Linked DNA regions of Homo sapiens: region 2 is linked to region 1. The links are chromatin loops, found by intact Hi-C in ENCODE. Cell type or tissue: tibial artery. All regions are shown on one strand. Links, peaks and the distances in the headings refer to the core of each region. The heading gives the core; the rest is flanking DNA. Region 1 has its middle 22 kb from the start of SLC5A9. Region 2 has its middle 49 kb from the start of LINC01738.

Region 1 (12,591 bases), core at 1,992-9,991:
CCTGGGGCCCTAGTTCTCTGGCCCAGTCTCCTGGGCAGCAGCTCCCCAGGCATGGAGCAGCTCCTGCTGGCCTCTGACAGCTGCTCTGACAGTGCCAGGAGGGCTGTGAAGGTTATGGATGTGGCCTAGCTCCACTCCCAGGTGAGGCGGTTGGAAAGGCCCAGAAGTCTCACTCCAGTCTACGGGGCCCAGGCCTCTGAGGGACAGCACTTGGCTTTGCTACCAGATTTGGTTCTGGAACAGAGAGGTCTTGCTTTGGGCTCAGAGTGCTCCAGGCCCCCAGGGTCAGATGTGGAAGGAAGACCCCAGCTCAGGGCTGGGAGCTGTTGTTGCTGCTGGCAGCCCAGCTGCTATGTACCTGGGCAAACAGGTTTCTAAAGACAGGAGGAGAGTACAGACTTGCAGTTGTAAGACGAGTAAGTCCTGGGGCTCTAATGTACAGCATGGTGACTGTGGTTAATAATACTGAATTGTTTATATAAAAATTGCTAAGAGAGTGGATCATAAGTGTTCTCACCACACACACACAATGGTAACTATGTGAAGTGATAGATGTATTAATTAACTTGATTGTGGTAATCATCTCACACTGTATACCTATATCAAGTCATCACACCATATACCTTAAGCAGATATAATTTTTATTTGTTCATTATGCCTCAATAAAGCTGAAAAAATAAAAATAAAACAATGCATCCACACACAAAGACAGGAGGAAAGGGCAGCTAATACTAGAGACATGGCCATCATTTGGACCTTAGAAAGTAGGTCTTGGTGTTGAGTTACAGTTCATGCATGGGTGTGTCCAGCAGATGCACACCCGCGCATGCACACACCACCCCCCTCCCCCCACACACAAACACTATTGGTAGCTTGTCTGGGAAAGCACTATGGAGTAGTCATGAGTGCACATTGATGACCCCGGATAAGACTGTATGTCACTGTGAGTCCCTGCTTCCTCATCTGTGAAGTGATGTCTGCAGTAGTTTCTAATGACCTTGGAACTCTCAAGTGTGATAGACTAAATTATCCATGAGGGCTCAAGTCCCAGGCTTTAAAAGTCAGGCGTGTGAATCTGAGCCTGGCCCGGGCAGGGCAGTCACAGGTGTGTGAGGCTGGCCAACTCATTTTCCCTCCCCAGCCTCAGCTTTTCTGTAGGTGAAATGGGGACAGCAAGGCTTACCTCACACAGTCATCTTGAGGTATGAAGTGAGTGTGTAAAGCACAGACCCCTTGGTCTGACACAGAAATGCTCAGTCAGTAGGAGTTGGTGCTGGCCCTGTTATCATTCACAGGTGAACGGCTTCTCCTGGCTCCACACTGGTGTTCACCCTGGAACACCAGGTCCAGCTACTCGGTGCTGACAAATCCCAGAGCCCCAAGAGGCCTTAAGTTGGGGTGGCTTCTGCCTGAGTCTGAAGCTCACCTTGTCACATCCTCTACAGAAAGCAGAGACTGCAGTTATCCCAACAAGACTCTGGGGAGCTCTTCAACCAGCATCTGGTCCTCACTGGGAGGGAAAATACAGGCCACAGGTTCCCTAATGCCTCCATAGGAATTGAGCCAAGGAGATTCAGAGGAGCCTGGGATTAGCAATCGGAGGCAGAGCCTGGGATCTGGAGCCACAGCTCCTGCCACCATTCCCATCCATCCCGGACGTCATGCCTTTTCCTAGATCCTGGGTCCTATGGCACCCCACAGTTGCCCATGCTTCCCTCATTACCACACCGCTCAATTGTGTCATGACTGCTCATCTGTTTCCCTTGCTAGTGGTGGGCTCATGGGAGGCAGGGGTTTTACCAGCTTCATTTCTGTTCCTGGCACGTGGCCCAGGGCCTGACACACAGTGATGGTCATTGTTTCATCACATAAATGAATGAGTGAATATTACATTAATTTCTTCCTTTCCCCTGAAAGCTATTATAAAGTATAAAGTGTAATTCAATGTAAATATTGTCATTAGCAGCACCATATGTATCAGCTGCGATTAATCTGGCTATAATACATGCCCAAGTTAAGAGTAGCTTAAGCAGGAAAGATTTTTTTTTTTCATGTAAGTCTGGAGATAGATAGAACAGGACTGGTAGGATAATTCACAATTTTTAAAGGTGCACAGCCCCTTTTATCTTTCTTCTCTACCATATTCCATCTCATTGTTAACATGGCTGCTCAAACTCCAGCCATTGCCTCAGTATTCCAGAGCATACTTCCTAGAAATTGCACATAACCTTTCCACTATTATTCTGTTGCTCAGAACTTAGTCATGTGGTCTTATCCAGCCGGGAAGCAGGGTGGGAAACACTGTCATTATTTTGGGTGATCTTGTGCCCTGTCAAGAATCTGAAATTGTAAAAATCAGGAACAGATAATGGTGCTGGAGGATCTTAGGAGTCCCAGCCATACCACCCTTTATAGTCTAAACGACACACCACGTTCTTATCTTCACCTACTAGCCCTGTGTGGTAATTAGGGATAAGGGATTCCTTAGAAACTGAGGGGGAGTCAGGCAGTTTCTCAGGGTCTCAGTGAATTTATGGGAAGACTGAGATGTACCCCCAAGGCTCCCAGCTACAGGGCTATGCTCTTTTCTCTTCATCATCTCATGCCAGGGCTTCTTGGGAATGGTGGAGGTTGAGCTCCTTCCTCACAATTCCGTCAACAAACATTTCGCGACTATCTGCCATGTATGCAATAGCCACTTGGGACTCAGAAATGAACCAGGCCTAATCTCTTTCAATGACCTCGTGCTCTGACTTGGAAGGTGGCTGACCCTTAAACAACTGCTTATAATGTACTGTTATAAATGATGTGAATGTTGTAAGTATAGATGGCTCCCTAGGCTCAGAGGATGGGAAACTGACCCTTCATGGTGTGCAAGATACAGTCTTAGGTTCCTTCCAACTCCAGTATTCTATCTGAGACAGAAGATAGGGCTGGAGAATTTGGGCTGAGTTCAAGACCTTAAAAGAAGGCCATTCCTGTTTATATTTGATGTGGTAATTATAGCACCGAGGCTCAGGGAGTTCCAGTCACTTGTCCGAGGTCAGACAGCAAGCAAGTGGCAGGGCAAGATTTAAACACAGGTTTCCGACCTCCAGGCCCATGTCTTTTCCTTTAACACACTTTGGTATCAGTTATTTGTGTCAGCTTGAACATACATATTAAGTCTCCAAAACGTTCATAAGTTTGTAGTTAGTTATTTCCATTGTAGAAATTTATTCTATGAAAATTATCATGTATTAAGATTTTACTCAGATTTAACACCAGGTCCAGGTACTTGGTCCTGACAAAGCTCTGAGAGGCCCCAGGTGGGGCTAGGGGTGGCTTCATGTTAAAAATAAAAACAATTTAAATATTCAGCTATAAGGGAATTTTTGTATAACGTAGTGAACAACTTTGTAGTTCCCAGACCAGCAAGATCAGCATTATTGGGCAAATTGTTAGAAATGCAGATTCTTGTCCTAGCTGATACTTCTTGATTCAGAAACTCTTGGAGTGAGGCTCAGAATTCCTAAAGCCCTCAAGGTAATTTTGATACCTGCTAGAGTTTGAGAATCATTGATGGAATGGGATGTTACACAGGCAGTTAGTGTTTTCAAAGACTGCTTAACATGAAAAAGTGCTTATAATATTAAGTAAATAAAAAGAGAAAAAATGGTTTATGTTTAGTGTGATAATTTGTGCATTACAGATAGTATGATTTCCATTTGTAAATATGTGAGTACGTACCATATATTTGTAAAATCAAAACCATTCATATATTGCATATATACATTCACACATATGTACTAGCAGAAAAAGTGCTATTCTCAATATATCAAAGAAGGTAATTTTGAATTACTCCTTCTTTGCACCTTTATGTATTTTTCCAGATTGTCTTCTCTGATGACGCATTTTTTATTATCAATAAATAGCTTGCCTACAAAAAAAGGCTTTTTCAGAATATGCAGTACAAAAGATGACCACAGTGGGGAGGAGTAGAGCACACTTTAACATCTCCCATCCCACCTGCCTTCTGGGCCATGAGGCAGATCACTAGGTACCTGTCCTTTCTCCACTCCCTTCTACCCCCATCTCATTCTCCATGTAAGGCTAACTTCCATATACAATATTTGTAGATAGCCAAGGAATTCACTGGGCTTTTCATTTTGCAGCAAGATGTTGAACATTCTCTGAGACGTTCCTGGCAAGTAGGAGCCGACGTATGAGAAAAATCTCTGACCCTATCTGACTTTTTATTTATTCTCTACCTTGTTCTGAATTTTCTTAAGTTCTCTGTGTAACTCTCCCAATCTTTCTCTCTCTCTGAAAATCCACAAGTATCTATATCTCTGAAACTTTTGTAAACATTCTCTGGAACACTGTGATAATATCTCAGAAATATAATGAAACTGGCTGAAATGTTATGGCTTTCTCTTTAAACTCTCTCTGAATCTCAGGACTCTTGGTCCATCTGTCCATCGCAGCCCATTATCATACAGCAAATGGGTGTCGGGCAAAGGAAGCTGCTATTTGTGACAAATACTCCCTTCCAGCTCACTAGCTCATCCCTCTTAGGAATTTGCTCACTTCCCAGTTCTGGGCTACACCTTTCTTGGTTCAGAAGAAGGTGGAGATCAAATCCCTTTCCTCCAGTGAAGTTCCAGCTAGATCTGGGAACAGAGAAAGCTGGGCAATTGGGGAGTCAGATCTAGGTTTGATTTTCCACTCCTTGTCTTACTATTTGTATGACCTTGAGCAAATGGCTTTCTTCAAAGTCTCTCCTTCCTAATCCAGTGAAAATAATGATGGGGACTGCATGACTTTTGTGAGGATTGGGGGTGATAGTTCACGTGCCACTGCTACATGCTTACGGTCAGTAATAGATGAGTCAAGTGTAAAATGCCTGGGTAAACACCAACAACCCTCATGACTTTCATTGAGACAGGAGTTCAGAGCATGGAGAGATCTGTGTGTGTTTCATAAGCCCTTGCCATGGAGAGGTAGTAACTCAGAAAGTCCATTGCATTTAGGAAGTTGCTTTGTGTAAGCCCAGGACATTCTCTTCTCTGCGGCTTTTTGTGGGATGGTGGATATGTAAGAATTATTTGCACATTGAATGTGCAATATCAAGGGTTGGGCACAAGGTGGCGCAATGGGGCAGGTTTCAGCATCTTTCAGAGGCGTTCCCATTCAGGGATGAGGAGTAAAGCATTAGTGGTATTTCCATATACTATTTTATGTGTGACCCCATCTGCCTGCAGTGTTAGCATCAGATGGGGATTTTCTGGGCAGCTGGAAGTCTGAGCTATTGCTGAACAGTACGTCATTGCATTTAGAATTTAGACCAGTGTGGTTTAATAGAATTTTCCACGATGATGAAAATGTTCTGTCTGTGCTGTCTAAAATCTTAGTCATTAACCACATGTGGCTACTGAGCACTTGAAATGTAGCCAGTGTGGCCAAGGAACACAATTTTAAAGTTAATTTATTTTTAATTTTAAATATAAATAACCACACACATGGTTTCTGAATTGTACAACAGAGAATTCTAGATAATGTCAGTTTTTCTAGTAATAAATGCTCTCCATCCTAGCCCCTTTTTGAGGTTGGGCTTCTAAAGATTAGTTAGGTTGTCTCCCAAGTTTCTCACAGTGGAGAAGGGGAGGAAGTGCAGGAGGAAGCAAAAATGAATTTATAAACACTATAATAAAAGTGAGCCTAATTACAGCAAGAGATCAAAATAAATAATACCGATAGTTGCTTTTAGTTTTGAGTGCTAGCCAGGTGTAAAACACTTTAAAATGTGATTTAATCCTCAAAGAATTCCTATGCAATTTTGTAGCTGAAGAAACCAAGGCTCAGAGTGGCCAAATGGTTTGTTATTTGTGGCAGAGAATTTAGATGCCCATCTAGGTGAGCCTCGGACTCTAAAACCTTCCTACAATGCTGATGTAAGGCTTTAAAGAAGAATACATCTCATCGAGTGAGAATACTATTGAAGGCTTTCTAAAGACGGTTGGGTTTGAGCTAGGCAGGAAGAATAAATGGGGTTTTGTTAAAAAAGAAGAGAAGATAGGGTCCAAGCAGAGGGACAGTATCAGTCAATGAGTAAGAAATGCTGGGAGCATGTTCAACACATTATCATGGTATTTAACCAAAATTTGAGGAGGGACATGTCTCTCCTTTGTAATGGGCTTGGCTGGGTCCAAGAAGAGGCGACTGGTGCCTGACTAGAGGGAATCTGTATTTGTAGGAAAATAGAGAGAGCCTGGTCTGCAGAAGAGTATCACTGAAACCACTAGTCTGGGAGAAAGATTATGGTGCCCCCATAGGAACTGGAGAGCTGCAGAGCCAAGAAAGGAGGGGCAGGAGGGGCAGAAGGGAATGGGGCTCCCTTTGAGATGGGTAAATAAATGGAGTGTAAACATACACCCATGTATGCTTGAATGTCAAGGGAGACTCACAGGTTATTAAAGGATCCACTGCGACTACTTGGAGGAAGAAACAGGGAGTGATGGAAGCCAGTGGGTCTCGTTGAGACTAAGTCATGTGAGACATGCCTTACTGCTTTACCTGTGTTTTTAAGATTAATTGATTAACAGATCTAAGAGAATCTATTGACCAAACAATTAAGTAGTTCTTAGGCATCAATTATGTAATGGGCCCAGCAGTCAAAGCTTTTCATGTTGGTGTTTCAAAAGGACATTTTCCAAAAATCTCTTGAGGGAAATATGGAGAAATGTATGTTTGATGACTCTGCAGTAGCTGATGCTACCATGGCAATCTGGAGGCAGGCTTCCAGGGACTTAACCACGTTCTTTCTTGACAAACGTGTTGAGTGATTTGAATAAAGAATTTGCCAAAGGGCTATCAGATTTGGTAAGGACAACTAATTCATTATCCAGAGAATCAAAAGCAAAGCAGTTATTATCTGCTATAATTGATTTGACTCTATCAGGATAATATTTAATTACAAAAACTATAAAGTTTAGCATTTAGCCTCAGGAAAACCAATTTTAAAAGAGAAGTAGTGTCTGCTTTGGTAATGTCAGCCTGCTAGCCATTTTTTTTTTTTTTTAGCTTGAGCTATCAAGATGCTGTGGTGAATAAACCACTGCCTCACAGGTCTTTCATTCCTGTCAAAAGATCTTTAGAGACAGATGGAATTCCTTTTACACTCACTGCTTGAGTGAGGACTGCAAACACTACGGTGACTTTTAGTGTGCAGAGTGGAGACCTGGCTGTGAATAAACAGTGACATCCTGGCTTTTCTGCTGGAAAAAGAGAATTGTTTAAGTTAAAAAATGTAAAACTGAGGGGTGGGGTTGCTGTGTGTTATTTCTTTTCCCTAAATGCAGATCTCTGCTTAGAAAGCCAGACTCTATTTATCAGGCTTTAGCCCTGAGGAAATAAGAAGAAAGGAGAAAAGGGAATGTCTCTAAAGTAGCACTGGATGGGGGCAAATGTGGGCAGAAGAAAAGATTGAGCTGCTTGAGAGTGGGATTGAGTTTGCCTTACTTTGCTCTGCCTGTTGCAGGCACGTGTGGGGCAGGCTAGATGGAGCGTTTGTTAACTGACTACTTAGGTGATGGCAGAGTCACTGACCTGGCCTTTCCTCCCTTCTCCAATCTTTTCTCACACTCAAGCCAAAGAGATAGTTTCAAATGAGTATTTGTGTATGTCCTTCCCAAATCTTACACTCTGCTTAAAACCTTTCAGTGATTTTCCAGAACTCTCAGAATAAAGCTAAAATTCCTGAACATAGTCTACTAGACCCTGCCCAGTCTGCCTTGCAGCCTCATTTTGCCTCAAATCTCCCTCTATTTTGCTATGTTTCACCTGCTATTGTCTTAGATTTCCTGGCAATGTCCTGTACTTCTTCCCACTGCAGGACCTCTGCACATGCTCTTGCTTTTGGCCAGTGAGTTCTCCTGGGCCCACTCCCTTACTCTGAGCTCTCAAAGATCCGTGTTCTTCCCACAAGCTCCAGAGAACAGGGATTGGCCTTTGTTTGCTCGTTGTATTATCCCCAGCACAGTGCCAGACACATAGAAAATCCCTAATTGAAACAACCTTTGCAAAAACTATAACAGTGGGAAAATTATGACAGAGAAAGAGATCTTATCTAATCAACCCCCATCTTACCCTTAACCTTGGTCATTCCTGGGCTTGGGCCAAGCTAACTTTGGGAGAAATTTAGTATATAGTTTAAATAATAATAGCCCTTCCCCAAACTAAACCACCTTTGTAAAACTAAGACCATCAGGTTAGGAGGATGAGAGGAGGCTGAATTCGGCTAAGATGTAGGTATAAATGATGACTAGTCATTATTCTGGAAATCAGCTTCCTCAATTACTCCTGCAGATAACATCACTATTGCAGAACCTAAGACTGGCCTTTTGAGTTGTCTTTTCAGGCTTTTGCATTTATGATGACTGGATGGCCCCACCTGGACCCACGACTCTGGACTTAACTGGTCCTGTGGCCCTCACCCAGAAGCAGACTCAGTGTACTGCAACCGTGTTCCACACCCCTAGGATTGCATCCTCAAATAATCAGCAGAACCTGTTCCCCTGCCTCCCCTGTCCTTGAAAAGCCCAAGCCTCTGAATTTTTGAGAACATGGATTTGAGTAATAAAACTTCAGTCTCCTGTTCAGTTGGCTCTGCGTGAATTAAACTCTGTCTCTATTGGAATTCCCCTGTCTTGATAAACTGGCTGTATCTGGGAAGTAGGTAAGGAGAATCTGTGGGGTGGTTACATAATTATTGAAAGAATGGCTGAATTTTCTTTCTAGATTGCAAGACCTTTGTGCTATCCATCAGATTTTGCTTTTAGGAAATGAGAAGAAAAAATAACTCAGAGCAGTCTGAGTCATGTGAGGTATAGAAGACTTATCAGGCCCAGAGAAACAAGAGTTTAGGACATCAGTCACCCCCACCTCCACCCTGCACCTATATCTGGGGGCAATTTTTTAAAGATATTTTGTTCCTGACTAGTTGCCTCACTCATTATCTTCATGTTTCTGAAATTCGTGATACAAAGAACAATGTATAGCCAATCAATAGCTTATGTTATTTTAAGAACATCTTGATAAACAACATAGAAACTTCCTCCTTTTTTCCTTTAAAACTTGACCTGTGGCCAGGCGCAGTGGCTCACACCTATAATCCCAGTAATTTGGGAGGTCGAGGCAGGTGGATTGCTTGCGCCCAGGTGTTTGAGACCAATCAGGGCAACATGGTGAGACTCTGTCTCTACCAAAAATTTAAAAATTAGCCAGATGTCGTGGTGCTTACCTGTTGTCCCAGCTACTTGGGAGGTTGAGTTGGGAGGATTACTTGAGCCTGGGAGGTCAAGTCTGCAGTGAGCCATGACTGCGCCACTGCACTCCAGCCTGGGTGACAGAGTGAGACCTGGTCTGAAAAAACAAAACAAAAGAAAACAACCAACTTGAGTCTGGGTGCAGTGGCTCATGCCTATAATCCCAGCACTTTGGGAGGCTGAGGTGGGTGGATCACTTGAGGTCAGGAGTTTAAGACCAGCCTGGCCAACATGGTGTAACCCCATCTCTACTAAAAACAAAAATACAAAATTTACCCGGGAGTGGTGGCGGGTGCCTGTAAACCCAGCTACTAGGGAGGCTGAGGCAGGAGAATTACTTGAATCTGGGAGATGGAGGTTGCATAGAGCCAAGATTGTGCTATTGCACTCCGGCCTGGGTGACAGAGAGAGACTCCATCTCAAAAAACAAAAGAAAACAAAACAAAAAAATAACTTGTAACTGTTGCCAATCAGAGTGTATATTCAGGGCAACTTGAATCTATGGTCCTGGGTTTCAGTCCTCAAATGTGGCCCCAGTAAACTCTCTACTTATATTAATTTTGCCTCAGTCTTTTTTTTTTTCCTTTTAGGTTAACAAAAAGCATGTAGTATCCATTTTTCATTGCTCTTTCCTTAACTTCTGTGTGGGTTGGGGTAACATCTTTACTTCCTGATGGGAAGGCTTTGATGTTGATAAAAGGCCAATGAGTAGGTAGGGAAGGTTTCTGGGGCATGTGACTGGGGGAGAAAGAAATTTTCCCAGGCTGTCTTAGGAACCACGTGCTTTGCCAATCGCCACGTTTGTTCTGCCCGGCCCAATCTGAGTTGCAGGAATTTAATCTTAATAATTGGATGATAAAGAACACATCCACCCATAGAGCCCTAAAGGAGCTGGGGTTTCATCAGCTTGAGGAGCAGTATTCTATTCAAACCTATGCATATGTGGGAGAGGAAAAAATTTTCTATCCTCTTAGAGTTTCTAGCTAGGCCCAAAAATGAAACCGACATAAAACAGATTAACAGAAGAACAGCATGCAAACTTTATTCCTTTTTTTTTCTTTTTTTTTTTAGATAGACTCTTGCTCCCAAACCCAGGCTGGATGCAGTGGTGTGATCTTGGCTCATAGCAACCTCCACCTCCTGGGTTCAAGCAATTCTCCTGCCTCAGTCTCCTAAGTAGCTGGGATTGCAGGTGCCCACCACTACGCCCAGCTAATTTTTTTTTTTTTTTTTTTGTATTTTTAGTAGAGATGGGATTTTGCCATGTTGGCCAGCCTTGTCTCAAACTCCTGACCTCAGGTGATCTGCCTGCCTCCCAAAGTGCTGGGATTACAGGCATGAGCCACTGCATATATGGGGATCTTTATAAGAGGACAAAGACCTGAAGGAGTGACTGGAACAGAAAGCTTTTATATCATTTAAATAAAGAAATGATACTGTAGGGAAAGCTCACTGAAAAATCACCGACATGAGACAGCTTAATAGGATAAAATGCACACAAATTTAAGAAGTGAACTGCCTTCATGCAACATGCACAGAAAGTGCACATGGAGGGAATTACAGGGTGACTACTCACTTGCAATGGGGTTAAGAAGCTTATGTAACATCCTGACAACAGGTTATGGGAGTGGTGAGAAGAGGAATTCCATTGAGGGGCAATAAAGGATTATGAAGGAGAATGAATGGATTCTGGAACTGAGAGTAACTTGTAAATAGTTCTCTTTGACAGTGAAAGGGCCTGTTCTGGTGTGGTCACATTTGTGGTCTTACAGGAAGGGGAAGTAGGTATGGATAAAGGAAATTCCTCTATCTTTAGACTGTATGGGGCCGGGCGCGGTGGCTCACGCCTGTAATCCCAGCTCTCAGGGAGGCTAAGAGGCGGGAGGATAGCTTGAGCCCAGGAGTTCGAGACCTGCCTGGGCAATATAGCGAGACCCCGTTCTCCAGAAAAAGGAAAAAAAAAAACAAAAAAAAAAAACAATAGACTGTATGGATAAAGGAACTTCACCTTCCTTGGGAGAGACAGCAGAGGGAGAAGGTCAGAGAAACCTTGAGGCTTCTTCTGTTCAGCCTGTCAACGCATTGAATTTGGGGTATCTGTTTCTGAGCCCCAACAATACATTTGTGAAGAAATGACAAGACAAAAGGGTTTGAACTAGGAGCTGTAAGTTGTGGAGAAGTCACTAGGAGATATATGGTGGTGGTGGGGCAGGGAATAAAACTAGTGGAAGATAAGGGTTATTTTAGTATGTTTGTTTGTACAGATCCATTTCGGCATTGATTCCCAGTCTCTGGTGATAAGGGTATTCTTCTCTTCCTGGCACAGGGAGGGAATCTTTCTCATGGAAAATTCTGTGGCTTGTTTTCAGTAGAAAAGGAGCCGTTAGATGACTCTTCCTGCATCTGCTGTTTCTCAAGTGTCATCAGCTGGAAATAATTAATATGTCAAAGCGGCATATTTTGGCGTGGCTTGTCCTTAGCTCTTTCACCTGTCGTATCTCATGTGACTTTAAACCGTGTTAAACCATGGTGCTGTGGAATAGCCTCGTGAAAGCGGAATAGAGCTGTACTGAAAGGTTGCTGTTTTCCTATTATTGATGGGGATAGCCACGGATTCTTCTCTTGGGAGTCAAGCAACCCACACAGACCGTGTGCCCCCAACTGCCTTTGGGCATATGCCATCAGGGAGAATCCCTGGTGGTGCAAGAATTCCAGTGCTGGAATGGGAAGGTTTGCTTAATTCCTGGATTTAGTATTCAGAAGCTGACTTGCTCATAGATACTGCACACACTTCCCAATATCAGAGTTTTGTTCTTTAATAAAAGTAATATTTTGATCTCCTGCTTTACTATATAGTTTTATTTTCTCAATTAATTCAAAACTTAGACTGAAAGAAAAGGGGAGCTATAATTTTTGCCCCTTTGGAGCTCCAACAAAATATACAAATTTAAAAATAAATGATGGGACAGAAATACACTGGAAACCTGTAAATCTATTAAAATTATGTTTTTGAAGACCAACAATAAAACAGGTTCATAATGTATTCTGGAGTGTAAAAAAAGAGAATAGAATTATAGTGTTTGTCAAGCATTCCAAAAATGTGTTCCCTGTATCAATATTATCAGCACTACGTGGGAACTTGTTAGCAAGTTCTTGCACTCCACCTAGAGCTACTGAGTCAGACACTCTGGAGTGTTGCCAGTGGTTTGTCTTTAAAAAAACCCTGCAGGTAATTCTCATGAACGGTAAAGTTTTGGAATTCTTCAATTTTTAGCACACACACAAT
Region 2 (12,591 bases), core at 1,575-9,574, 460 kb after region 1:
AAAATGGAACTGATTAAAAGGATATTGAAACATATGTCCACAAAAAGACCTGTACACAAATGTTCATTGCAGCCTTATTCATCGTAGCCAAAAACTGGATATGGCTTTAATATTCACCAACAGGTGAGTGGATAAGCACATGCAGTATATTAAATAGTGCAGAATATGATCCAGCACCAAGAAAGCATTAACCACTGTAGATAAACATGTTTACTGTAGGTAGGCACACACCTACATGGATGACTCTCGAGAACATTAAGCTGAGGGAAAGAAGTCAGATACAACAATATTGATTGAATTTGTATAAAACTCTAGAACAGGAAAAACTATAGATATAGAAACCAATAAGCAGTTCCCTTGGACCAGAAGTCGGTGGGAAATGAACTGCAAAAGGGCACAAGGCAACTTTTTGGGGTGATGGAAGTGCTCCATATCTTGATTACAAAAGTGATCACATAGGGGTACACATTTTTCAAAATTCATTGACTTGTACCTCAATAAAGTGTACTTTTAAAGCTATACATACATACATACATACATACATACATAATTAACAGGTGCGCACATACTTGGTTGGCTTACAGAATTGCCAGGAGGCTGGAGAAACCAGTTTGGGTCTGCTTCTAAAACCACCATCACCACCACCACTTCCACCAACACGACCACCACCATCACCTCCATCACCATCACCATCACTGCCACCACCCCCGTCATGGCCACCACCACCAATATCACCATAATCACTGCCACCACCATCACCACCTCCATCACCATCACCACCACCACCATCACCACCACCACCACCACCACCATCACCAACACAACTCCCGCTATCACCACTGCCACCACCATCACCATCACCACCACCACCACCACCACTACCACCACCACCACCACCATCACCACCATCACCATTATCACCACCACCACCATCACTACCACCACCACCACTTCTACCACCACCACCGCCACCATCACCACCGTCACCATTATCACCACCACCACCATCACTACCACCACCACCACCACCATCACCATCACCACCATCACTACCACCACCATCACTTCCACCAACATGGCCATCACCATCACCTCCATCACCATCACCATCACCATCACTGCCACCTCCCTGCCATCGCCACTGCCCCTACCATTGCCACCGCCACCACCATCACCACCACTGCCACCACCACCATCACCACCACTAACACCATCACCACTACCACTACCACCGCTTCCCTTTCTGTTGGTGCCATGGTGAGCCCTGCTTACACCACTGTAGCTAGCTCTGCTATCCCAGGAACTCATCATTTTACAGCCAGCAGTGCTCTCAGAACACATTCCTCTTGTGCATTACTTGTTCCTGATTTTGAGTCTGGGATAACACTTCTGATACATAAGCCTTGTCCTATGTTCATCCCCACTCCAGGCCAGCTGGGAAGACAGGTACTGTATTTATCTGGTACCTTCCTCATGTGTAATGTGAGACAGGCTCTGTTTCTCAGCAAGATTCATAGGTAGAGAATTCTCCAAAAATAGGGAGATGATGCAGTTACTGGGCAACCAAAAAGAATGACAGGTGCCTACTCCTACACCTCACACAAACTCCTCAAAAGAATTGTCTACACTAGCTACCTCTGTTTCATCTCCCATTCTCTTCCCCACTGCAATCCAGCTTATACGACCCCCATCACTCTCCCAAACATGGCTTGCTAAGGTCACCAACGGCCTCCCTTTCTCTTAACCTAACAGACACCTTCTTTTTTTTTGTTAAGCAGTATTTGGTAAATGTATTTGATTGATTTAACAAAAATAAACTATGTTCCTGTTCTAAAACTGAATCTAGTGAGGGAGACTTCTGTGACAATTTACAAGGTATGAGGGAGGCAGTAAGGGAAAGCTCATATACCATGCTAGTTTTTCTCCTAAGCTCCAAGTGCCTTTTCTTATAAACCAAAGTGCTCCCATCGGTTAATGGGAATTTTTTTAACTTTTATTTTAGGTTTGGGGGTACATGTGAAGGTTTGTTACACAGGTAAACACACGTCACAGGGGTCTGTTTTTACATATTATTTCATTACCCAGGTATTAAGACCAGTACCCAATAGTGACCTTTCCTGCTCCTCTCCCTCCTTCCAGCCTCCACCATCAAGTAGACCCCAGTGTCTATCGTTTCCTTCTTTGTGTCCACGGGTTCTTATAACTTAGCTCCCACTTATAAGTGACACCATGTGGTATTTGATATTCTGTTCCTGAGTTAGTTTGCTAAGGATAATAGCCTCCAGCTCCATCCATGTTCATGCAAAATACATAATCTCATTCTTTTTTATGGCTGCATAGTATTCCATGGTGTATATGTACCATGTTTTCTTTATCTTGTGCCATTGATGGGCATTTATGTTGATTCCATATCTTTGCTATTGTGAATACTGCTGCAATGAACACTCATGTGCATGTATCTTTATGGTAGAATGATTTATATTCCTCTGGGTATATACCCAGTAATGGAATTGCTAGGTCAAATGGTAGTTCTGCTTTTAGCTCTTTGAGGAATCATCATACTGCTTTCCACAATGGTTGAACTAATTTATACTCCCACCAACAGTGTATAAGTGTTCCCTTTTCTCCACAATCTCCCCAGTATCTGTTGTTTTTTTTTTTTACTTTAAATAGTAATAGCCATTCTGACTGGTGTGAGATGGTATCTCATTGTAGTTTTGATTTGCTTTTCTCTAATGATCAGTGATATTGTACTTTTTTTCATATGCTTGTTGGTCACATGTATGTCTTCTTTTGAAAAGTGTCTGTTCATGTCTTTTGCCCACTTTTTAATGGGTTTTTTTTTCTCTTGAAAATTTGTTTAAGTTCCTTATAGATGCTGGATATTAGACCTTGGTCAGATGCATAGTTTGCAAATGTTTTCTCCCATTCTGTAAGTAGTCTGTTTACTCTGTTGATAGTTTCCTTTTGCTGTGCAGGAGGTCTTAAGTTTAATTAGATCCCACTTGTCAATTTTTGCTTTAGTTGTGATTGCTTTTGATGTCTTTGTCATAAAATCTTTGCCTGCTCCTATGTCCAGGATGGTATTGCCTAAGTTGTCTTACAGGTTTTTTATAGTTTGGGGTTTTACATTTAAGCCTTTAATCCATCTTGAGTTGATTTTTGTATAAGGTATAAGGAAGGGTTCCAGTTTCAATCTTCTGCATATGGCTAGCCAGTTATCTCAGTACCATTTATTGAATAGAGAGTCTTTTCTCCATTGCTTGTTATTTTCAGCTTTGTAGAAGATCAGATGGTCATAGATGTGTGGCCTTATTTCTGGGCTCTCTATTCTGTCCCATTGGTCTATCTGTCTGTTTTTGTATCCCTACCATGCTGTTTGGGTTACTGTAGCCTTATAGTATAGTTTGCAGTTGGGTAACATGATGCCTCCAGCTTTGTTCTTTGTGCTTAGGATTGCCTTGGCTATTCGGGCTCTTTTTTGGTTCTATATGAATTTTAAATTTTTTTTCTAGTTCTGTGAAGAATGTCATTGGTAATTCGATACGAATAGCATCGAATCTGTAAATTGCTTTGGGCAGTAGCCATTTTAATGATATTGGTTTTTCCTATCCATGAGCCTGGGATGTTTTTCCATTTGTTTGTGTCTTCTCTGATTTGTTTGAGAAGTGTTTTGTAATTCTCATTGTAGAAATCTTTCACCTCACTGGTTAGCTGTATCCCTAAGCATTTTATTCTTTTTGTGGCAATTGTGAATGGGATTGCCTTTCTGATTTGGCTCTCGGTTTGGCTATTGTTGGTATATAGGAATACTAGTGATTTTTGTACATTGATTTTGTATCCTGCAACTTTGCTGAAGTTGTTTATCCGCTGGAGGAGCTGTTGGGCTGAGACCATGGGGTTTTCTACACATATAATTACATTGTCTGCAAACAGATAGTTTGACTTCTTCTCTTCCTATTTGGATGTCCCTTATTTCATTCTCTTGCCTGATTGTTCTGGTTAAGACTTCCAATACTATATTGAATAGAAGTGGTGAGAGAATGCATCCTTGTCTTGTGCTAGTTTTCAAGGGGAATGCTTCCAGTTTTTGCCCATTCAGTGTGATGTTGGCTGTGGGTTTGTCATAGATGGCTCTTGATATTTTGAGGTATGTTCCTTCAATACCTAGTTTATTGAGTGTTTTAAACATGAAGCGGTGTTGGATTTTATTGAAAGCCTATTCTGTGCCTATTGAGATAATCATGTGGAAACACCCTCTTCTACAGGCTTCAGTGACACCTCCTCCTGAATTTATTTCTACTCTCCCTCATTTGATCGCTTGGTAAGATCATCTTCCTGTTCCCAGCCTTTCAATGTTGGAGCTCCCCATGGCTCAGCCTAAGACCTCTTCTCTTCTCCTCCATTCCCATCTCTCACTGGTGACTCACATTTATCTCTCTGGTCCAGAGAGACCTCTTGTCCAAGTTTCAGACCTAGCTGACATCTGCATTTAGCTGTCTCTAAGGCAATAATTCACACTCATCTCTTCCATTCAAAACCAACAGAGAGACAGATATGTGAATCATATAGGAGGAGATAAAAATATCAGCCTCAGTACTGGTGAATATAGATTGAAAAGGCTGCTTTGATGTATGGCCACAATCATACTTCCTAAAACTTATCCCAACACAAGTCCTTTGGGTGATGCACCCAGGTGAGCATTTGGGTCAGCAGAGCAAACATATTCCTGCAGAATCACTTCTATATGCCCACTGAACTACAATAATAGGAGCAAAGAGGGTACAAACTCTGGATAAACTCTAGAAGGCAGGCCAGACACTGCCCCAACATGCTTCCTACATGAAAGAAGGAGCAGAGCAGAACATGCCAAGCCTGCAGGCAATCCTCTCTCCCCGGTTCAGTCTTGGCTACCTTCAGATCTCACCTTTAGTACCTTCCACTGGGCAACCATCTCTGCAATCCTTCCTTCTCTACAAAACCAGGTCACTTCCTCATCACAGCCCTTCATAGGCCCCCTTTTCTTTCTTCAGGGTCCATCTCAAGTCTGCCACTACTGATTCACTGGGGGCTAATGGATGGCCATCACACTCACTTCTCATAAGCCACAGGACCTCAGGGAGGTGGCTGCTCAAGCGCCCTTTTATCCCCACCATCTGTCCCAGCGACAGGCACAAGATGGGGCTTGATCAATGCTTATATTAAGTAAATGAATGAATTTGATGATCCCTCAGTTTATTTTCTCTCTTCTGGACCAAGCACTGTCTGAGCCATTCACTTATTCCTGCCACCACCACCCCCACCCCCCCACCCATCTACGTGTGTGTGTGTGTGTGTGTGTGTGTGTGTGTCTCCTTCACTCCAGTCCACTATTCTTTCTTTACCTCTCTCCCTTCCTCGCTCCCACCCACAGATTCCTAACAGCTTTGCCAAAATTCCTCAGCCCAAAACTTTTGTGGCCACAGCGCCACCTAGAGTTCATCTATGAGATGGGCCAACCCCAGAGCCCTTGACCGCTGTCCAGCCTAGTGCGGCCCAACTCTGCCTTGGCCCCTCCACCTTATGTTCTGAGCACATCTCTGGGTCTTCACACTTCATTTTCCTGGATTCAATGTATTACCGTTTCTACAATTCCCTAAGTGCCTAGTGGAGACTTTAAAACAGAAAACTGCAGCAGGGCAGAGAGAGGGACAGATGTGGTTCAAAGTATTTCCCTCTAATGTTTGATCTACCTGTCTTTCCCTTCTTCTCTCCAGTTCTGTTTTTCTCTTCTCAACTTTAGCTAATAATTCCAATTGGTATTACAATACAGCAAATATTTCATGAGTAACAACAATATTTAAGACCCCATGCAAGGTATCAAGAGGAACTTACAGTTATGAGAGAAGGCATGTGAAAGGAAACAAGTATTTCTCTTATTCTCAGCTACTATTGCTTTTCTAAACCCACAGGCATTGTTCTGGCAGTTTGGACTGAATGCCTCAAAAACTGGTCTGGTAATTTCATCATGTGGGCAGAGGTTCATGAATAAGAAAGCACAATCCATCACTGCATGTAATGGCAAACATGTAGAAACAACCAACCTGCCCAACAGTAGAAGACTAAGTTATAGCACATCCACTTGCTTGAATAGTATGCCACTAAAATAATGCATGTAAGTGCTGTATAATAACGTGAGGACTTAGTTTTGAGCTAATTTGGGGGTAGGAAAACAGTTTACAACTTGTGTAGGAAGTATTATCTCAATTGTGTAAAATAAAAATACATGTGTGGAAAGATTATGAGAGAATAGTCTCAAATATTCTTAATGGTTGTTCTGCGGAATTCATTTTTTATTTTTCTTTATTCCCGAAAATGTAATGAGCTTGTGTTTCATTTACAATGAAAAATTAGAATAAACCTAAAAAATACTAGAATAATCTGAAAGAAAAGAAATATTTAAAAATATGAAATAAATCTGTATTAAGATGGTTCTTTCAGAGAATAAAACAGTGGTTACTACAGGTAGAGAAGGGAAGAGAGAATGGGAGACGCAGGTCAAAGCATATATAATAGCACATATGTAGGATGAACAAGTTGAGAGGCCTAAGGTACCACATGAAAACTAAAGCTAATACAATTGTATTGCATTAGTGGGGAAATGGTTCTCCAAATAGTCTATAAAGCTCATTATCAAACTGGGAAGTCTTTGGACTTTTTCTACTCTGGGGATAGAGAGTTTCGAGGTCTTCTGAGACCCACCAGATTCAAGGTCAAGAAGGAATCACAAATGTCTTCCCATTGCCCTGGGCTCAGCCAACATCTCCTCGGTACTTAGAAATGTGATTGGATCCCAGCGTTAGGGAACATATCTCAACCACTGGGCCTGCCACAGAGCATCACAGTCTACTGAGAGGAGCAAATCAAACACTGGGGACAATTGTGTGAAAGCTGTTACTGCAGGTGTGACTGCTCCTCCCCAACTCCCACCACTTTAAGATATGCCACAGCGACCACCCTGTGTGGTGGCTGTGCAATTACAGAGGAGCAGGGGCTGAGGCCATGTCTCCTCTCCACACCCTGTGGGCATTACCAGGCATACGGTGGGTGAGCATTGAAGACTTGCTGAATGTGAATCCTTCTCCACTAGGTTCTTGCTCGTATCCTGCCCCATTGCATCCTCACAGCAACCCCATGAGGAAGAGGACATTATTATACCTATTTGTCAGAGAACGGAACACATATGTCAAGTGGTGAAGTGATCTGTTCAAGGGCACACTTCTGGAAAGTGGCAGAACTGAGATGTTGTCTCAAGATCTGTCTGTTGCAAGCCCCACATTCTCTGTCTTGAGAGTGGCTGCATGAAGGAGCATATAAGGGAAATAGAAGTTTGACTTTGAGTTTGACCTGACCTTGAGTCTGACTTGACCCTGAATCAAGTGTCATCCCCACTAATTCATTATGTGACTTTGGGCAAGAAACTGCTTGGGGCCTTGGTTTCCTCAACTGCATAATGAAGACAATAATAATGCTTCCCTTGTAGAGTTATTGTGAATATTAAACACACACACAGACACATGGTCCCAGATGGGGTGACGCTGATATTATTTGAATTGTTCAAGAGCATAGAAAAAAATAAGGAAATCTTCAAAACATCTTTCAAAAATGGACCATAATGTTAGAAAAAAACAATAAATACTGTACAAAAACAAAAAGAAAACTACAGGGTAATCTCACTTAGAGATTTAGATGCAAAATCTTTATTAAAATATTAACAATCAGGATACAGAAGAACATTAAAAGAATACTACTATTTCCAAGTGGGATTCATTTCACAATGTAAGGATAGGTCAATATTAGGAAATCTACTATTATTCATCATATTAAAAGAGCAAAGAAGAAAAATCAGATGATGATCCCCAGGGACAATGACAAGATATGTTACAGAACTTAACAATTCTTGATGAAAAAGAAACAAAATGCAAAATAGAGTGGAAATGGATGGATGTTCCTAAGTAGATCTTCCTTGGGATAAGGAAAAGCAGTATCAGCTTTAATGTCACAAAAGGACTATCACTGAAATCCAGGAGAAAGATAAGAATGGCCACTTCTTCTACTATTATTTTTGCTTATTCTGAATTTACTTGTTGCAGGAGGCAGGGATGCAGAACTATTTCTTCTCCACTTCTGATGTTTTCTTCATCTTGGAGGGAGCCCAATCAGAATAACACACCTGGCCTTTCTCCACCCCTTATTCACTCCACTCCAGGGAAAATGGAGTGGCTTAGACTCGTGTATTTGGGAGCCTTACTTTGGGAGAGACCTGCCCACAGAGAATACACCTTCCCCTCTGCACCCACCCCCATACCTGAATCTTACAGGAGCAGCTGCCACTCACTCCACCACATGAGAGCATCCACACTCATCCCACAGTGCCCATGACATGGTAAGTAAGTCTGTTTTAGAAGATCCCCTTACCTTACAGATATGAGTCACATTCTCCAATAACTAGTCCTCGTGGATAAAACTGGTGCTGGCGTCTGCTTTGTACTTTCCCTGTCTTGAGCAGGGAAGAGGAGAGTATTAATCGAATCCCCTGAGACTCCATGAGTACTAATCAATGCAGTAAGACAAGACGAACAAAATCGAGGTGTAAAAAAATGAAATGAAGAAGAGAAAACCTGAGAAAGTATCTACAGAAAGATTAAGAGGGCTCAGGAATTCAGTTGAATACAAAATAAATAGCTCTAATATATACAAATAACATTCAATTCGAAGATATAGTGTAATGGAGGAAAAACTTATAATAGCAACAATAACGATAAAATATCTAGGAATAAACTCAACTAGAAATCCTAAAGACATTCCCAAGAGACATGAAAACATACTCGAACAAAGGGAAAGGCTAGCCCATGTTCCTGAATGGGAAGACACAACGTCATAAAGATGCCAGTTATCCCTAAGTTAATATAAAATTTAATGTAATCTTGATGAAAGGATCAACAATATTTTTTTAACTGAATAGTCAATTCTAAAGTTTATATGGCAAAATGTGTGCAATAATATTCTGTAAAAGTCTAAAAAGGAAGCGTAATAAGGGATGGCTAGCCCTATAGTTAAAACAACATTTACAAAGCCACGCTGATTAAAACAATGTGGTACTGGCACACGGACAGATCAACAGAACAGAATGAAAAGTCCAGAAAAAGATGAAGATACAGACTGGAATTTAGTGTATTGTGAAGGTGGCATTTCATATCAGTAGGGAAAAGATGCGTTATTTAATAAATGGTATGGCAACAACTAGGTAGTCTTCTGGGACAAAGTAAATTTGAGTTTAACCTTACACCTTACTTCAGGATAAATTTCAAATGAATCAAAGATTTGAATGTAAAACAATAAAAGTTCAAAGGAGCATGAGAGAATGATTTTATAATTTCAGAACAAGGATGACCTTTCTAAATATGACAAAATCAAGAAGTCTCAAATTTTTAAAAAGCTAATGTTTGACTATAAAAAAAACTATAAATTTTATTCATGGCAAAAACACTCAATAAAATTATCAACAGATTTTTTTTTCGAACTTGGCTGGGTGCTATGGCTCACACCTGTAATCCCAGCACTTTGGGAGGCCAAGGTGGGAGGATTGCTTGAGCTTAGGAGTTCGAAACCAGCCTGGCCAAAATGGTGAAACCCTGTCTCTACTAAAAATACAAAAATTAGCTGGGTGCAGTGGCAGCCACCTGTAACCCCAGCTACTCAGGAAGCTGAGACACCAGAATTGCTTGAACCCCAGAGGGGTGGGGGGTGAAGGGCAGAGGCTGCAGTGAGCGGAGATAGCACCACTGCACTCCAGCCTGGGCGACAGAGTGAGTCTCCGTCTCAAAAAAAAAAATTTTCTTTTGGAACTTCACAAACTCTAACATTCATATGAAACATGTACCCATTGAATCTAAAATAATACAAATTAAATAAAGTTCATATGGAAAAGTAAATATGTAAAAATGATTTATAAGAAAGTTGAAGGACAAATAATGAACTGAGAAAAATACTTTTAACTCATATCACAGGCAAAAGTAAATTTCCTTTAAAATGTAAGCTCTGAAAATTGATTAAAAAGATCAACACTTCACCCCTACCTCTGAAAATAAGTAAAGGATATAAAGCACACAATTCAGAGAGAAGGAAATACAACTCTTAAGTGTGTGGAAAGATGTTCACAATTAAAATACGAGAAATGCAAATTAAGACTTCACTAAGATCTCTTTTACACCTACCAGACTGGCCGTGATAAAAGAAATCCAATAATATACTATGTTGGCAAGGATATGTTGAAGCCAACATCACATTGCTGGAGAGTGTAAACTAGTTCTGCTCCCTTGAATGGCAATTAAAGTACATATGTATGTACTCTGTGTACCAGCAACTCCCTATTTCTAGGAATTTATCCTGCTGACATAATTATGCACCTGCAAAGTGATGTTAGTACAAAAATTGTTATTTGTAGCATTGTTTGTAATAGTAAAGAATTAGAAACAAACTAATTGTTAATTAATAGGGGACATTTAAATATATTGAGGTATACTCATCAATTCCATTCTTTGCAACCATGGAGAAGAATAAGAATGATCTTAGTGAGTTGCTAAGGAATGTTCTCCAAAATACATTGTTAGGTGCAAAAAGTGAGATGGAGAAGAACACAGTGAACAGTATGCTCCCATTTGTTGTTTGTTTGTTTGTTTCTTTGTTTTTGAGATGGAGTCTCGCTCTGTTGCCCAGGCTGGAGTGCAGTGGCACAATCTCTGCTCACTGCAACCTCTGCCTCCTGGGTTCAAGTGATTCTCCTGCCTCTACCTCCTGAGTAGCTGGGATTACAGGCACCTGCCATCATGCCCCACTAATTTTTTGTATGCTTCCATTTGTTTCTTAAAAAGGAGCAGGATGGGGTGACCATATACACACATTCATTTACAAATGAATAAAAATATCTCTGGAAAGAGACACTGGGTCCTCCAGAAGTGGGAGTCAGGAGAGAGGATGGCTGAAAGGCTGGAGACAGGGGTGGCAAAAGACTTTTCACTGTACATCCTTTTGTAACTTCTATAGTTAGGGTCATATGAATTTAAAATAAATTTTTAAAATAAAGTTTTTTAGAAAAACAAAAATTTACATGTGATTTCAGTCTTTGGGGGCAGAATATCTATTCATTTTGGGAAAATACATGAACTGGCCATTTAGTAATATCTTATAAAGCAAATACCCTCCAGTTTCTTTTTGGGGAACATTTAAGTAGCTTGAAGTGGATATTTGATCTTGTTGTTGTGATGAGGGCTGTGTTTCTGTAGGTTTTATTGTCCTTTAAAAAAACACACAAAAATAGAAAAACTATTTCTTTGCTCTATATGAGTTAGACTTCATTGTGTGTGATTGTGTGTGTCTGTGTGTGTGTGTGTGTGTGTTCTTATTTAATAGTAGTTCTCCAGACAGTCTAAGCTGAGAGTCTGGAGATATGTCCAGACATGATACCTGAAGGACCAATGGTAATAATTAACTGGGCTGGGTTAGCTGGCTGGGTCTAGCTGACCACGGTTATGATGTCCTCCACAGGTTACTTAAGCCTAAATGACTCAGGCTTTGGGAAGTGTGCTGACTGATGTTCGATTGTTGCTTTCCGATGTAATTGTCTTGGGACACTTAGGACAAGGCTTCATTCTTACAAATATGGGTAAGGAAGTAGACATCCCTACTGTCAACCATCTAGGCCAGCCATCGATCCTGACAGTGGAAATGAGAGAAAACTTCTCATTGGGCCTTGTGGTGGTTGGGCCAAACTTGTAACATACACATCCTCAGTGAATTCCTGGCTAGGATGAGGGATGTGGGGGGGTGCTCCAGCCTCTCTTCTGCAGAGACATGTAGGGAGGTAAGCAGGCAATGCTTTGAAACTGACTTTAGAATGGACTTGGGCTCTAGGGCTCTAAGAGAAACCCCCAATAGTAGAGATTATGTTATCCTCTACAGAATGCCCCCTCCATTTTCCCTGAACCTTCCCATCAAAAGATATGAACAATCTCCACTCTTCTATGAGAAATTAAGGGAACGTTAGGCCAGAGTGGTGGTGGGAAGAACAGCTTCTGTTGCTTCCCAAGGCCAGTGGTGGAAAGAACAGCCTCTAGCAGAGCACCATGAGTCTGAAGTACAATTGTGTTTGGTCCCATGGGGCAGCATGACATGAGACCCAAACAGAAGAGCTGGAGTCACAGCACCGAGACTGCACACACCCACATCGTATTCAGATCCCATATCCTGGGCACCAAGACTGCACACACCCACATCGTATTCAGATCCCGGGCACCGAGACTGCACACACCCACATCGTATTCAGATCCCAGATCCTGGGCACCGAGACTGCACACACCCACATCGTATTCAGATCCTGGGCTCTAACACTATTCCCCACTAAAAGGAATTGGGATCTTTTAGAGGGTAGGTGGTTCTATGCCTTGGAGAAAAAATGGAAAGTAAGGATGGCTATCAAGCATCCTGCTGTTGGCGGAAAATAAGATTGCTTTCAAGGATATCAGTGTAGCATTAAAAGAGGGGAGGGGGCAG

Evidence for each region. Hi-C counts contacts between places; a loop is a spot of excess contacts. Peaks named below come from ENCODE experiments on the same cell type or tissue, not always from the same donor. Only the 100,000 strongest peaks of a DNase experiment are listed, where the experiment ranks them.
Region 2: a loop joins it to region 1, with 10 times the contacts of the local background. A loop is called at or near these places in 50 of 110 quality-filtered maps.

The regions. Positions count from the first base shown.
Region 1 is chr1:48,194,887-48,207,477 of GRCh38, reverse strand. No RefSeq gene overlaps it. Among named protein-coding and RNA genes, the nearest start is that of SLC5A9, 22 kb to the left of the region's middle. In tibial artery, for the core only: CTCF peaks have their summits at 3,957 and 5,115 (motif pointing right); a DNase peak (open chromatin) is centred at 5,157; H3K27ac peaks cover 1,125 bases.
Region 2 is chr1:47,731,661-47,744,251 of GRCh38, reverse strand. No RefSeq gene overlaps it. Among named protein-coding and RNA genes, the nearest start is that of LINC01738, 49 kb to the right of the region's middle. In tibial artery, for the core only: a CTCF peak has its summit at 5,481 (motif pointing left); no DNase peak of the experiment used is centred there.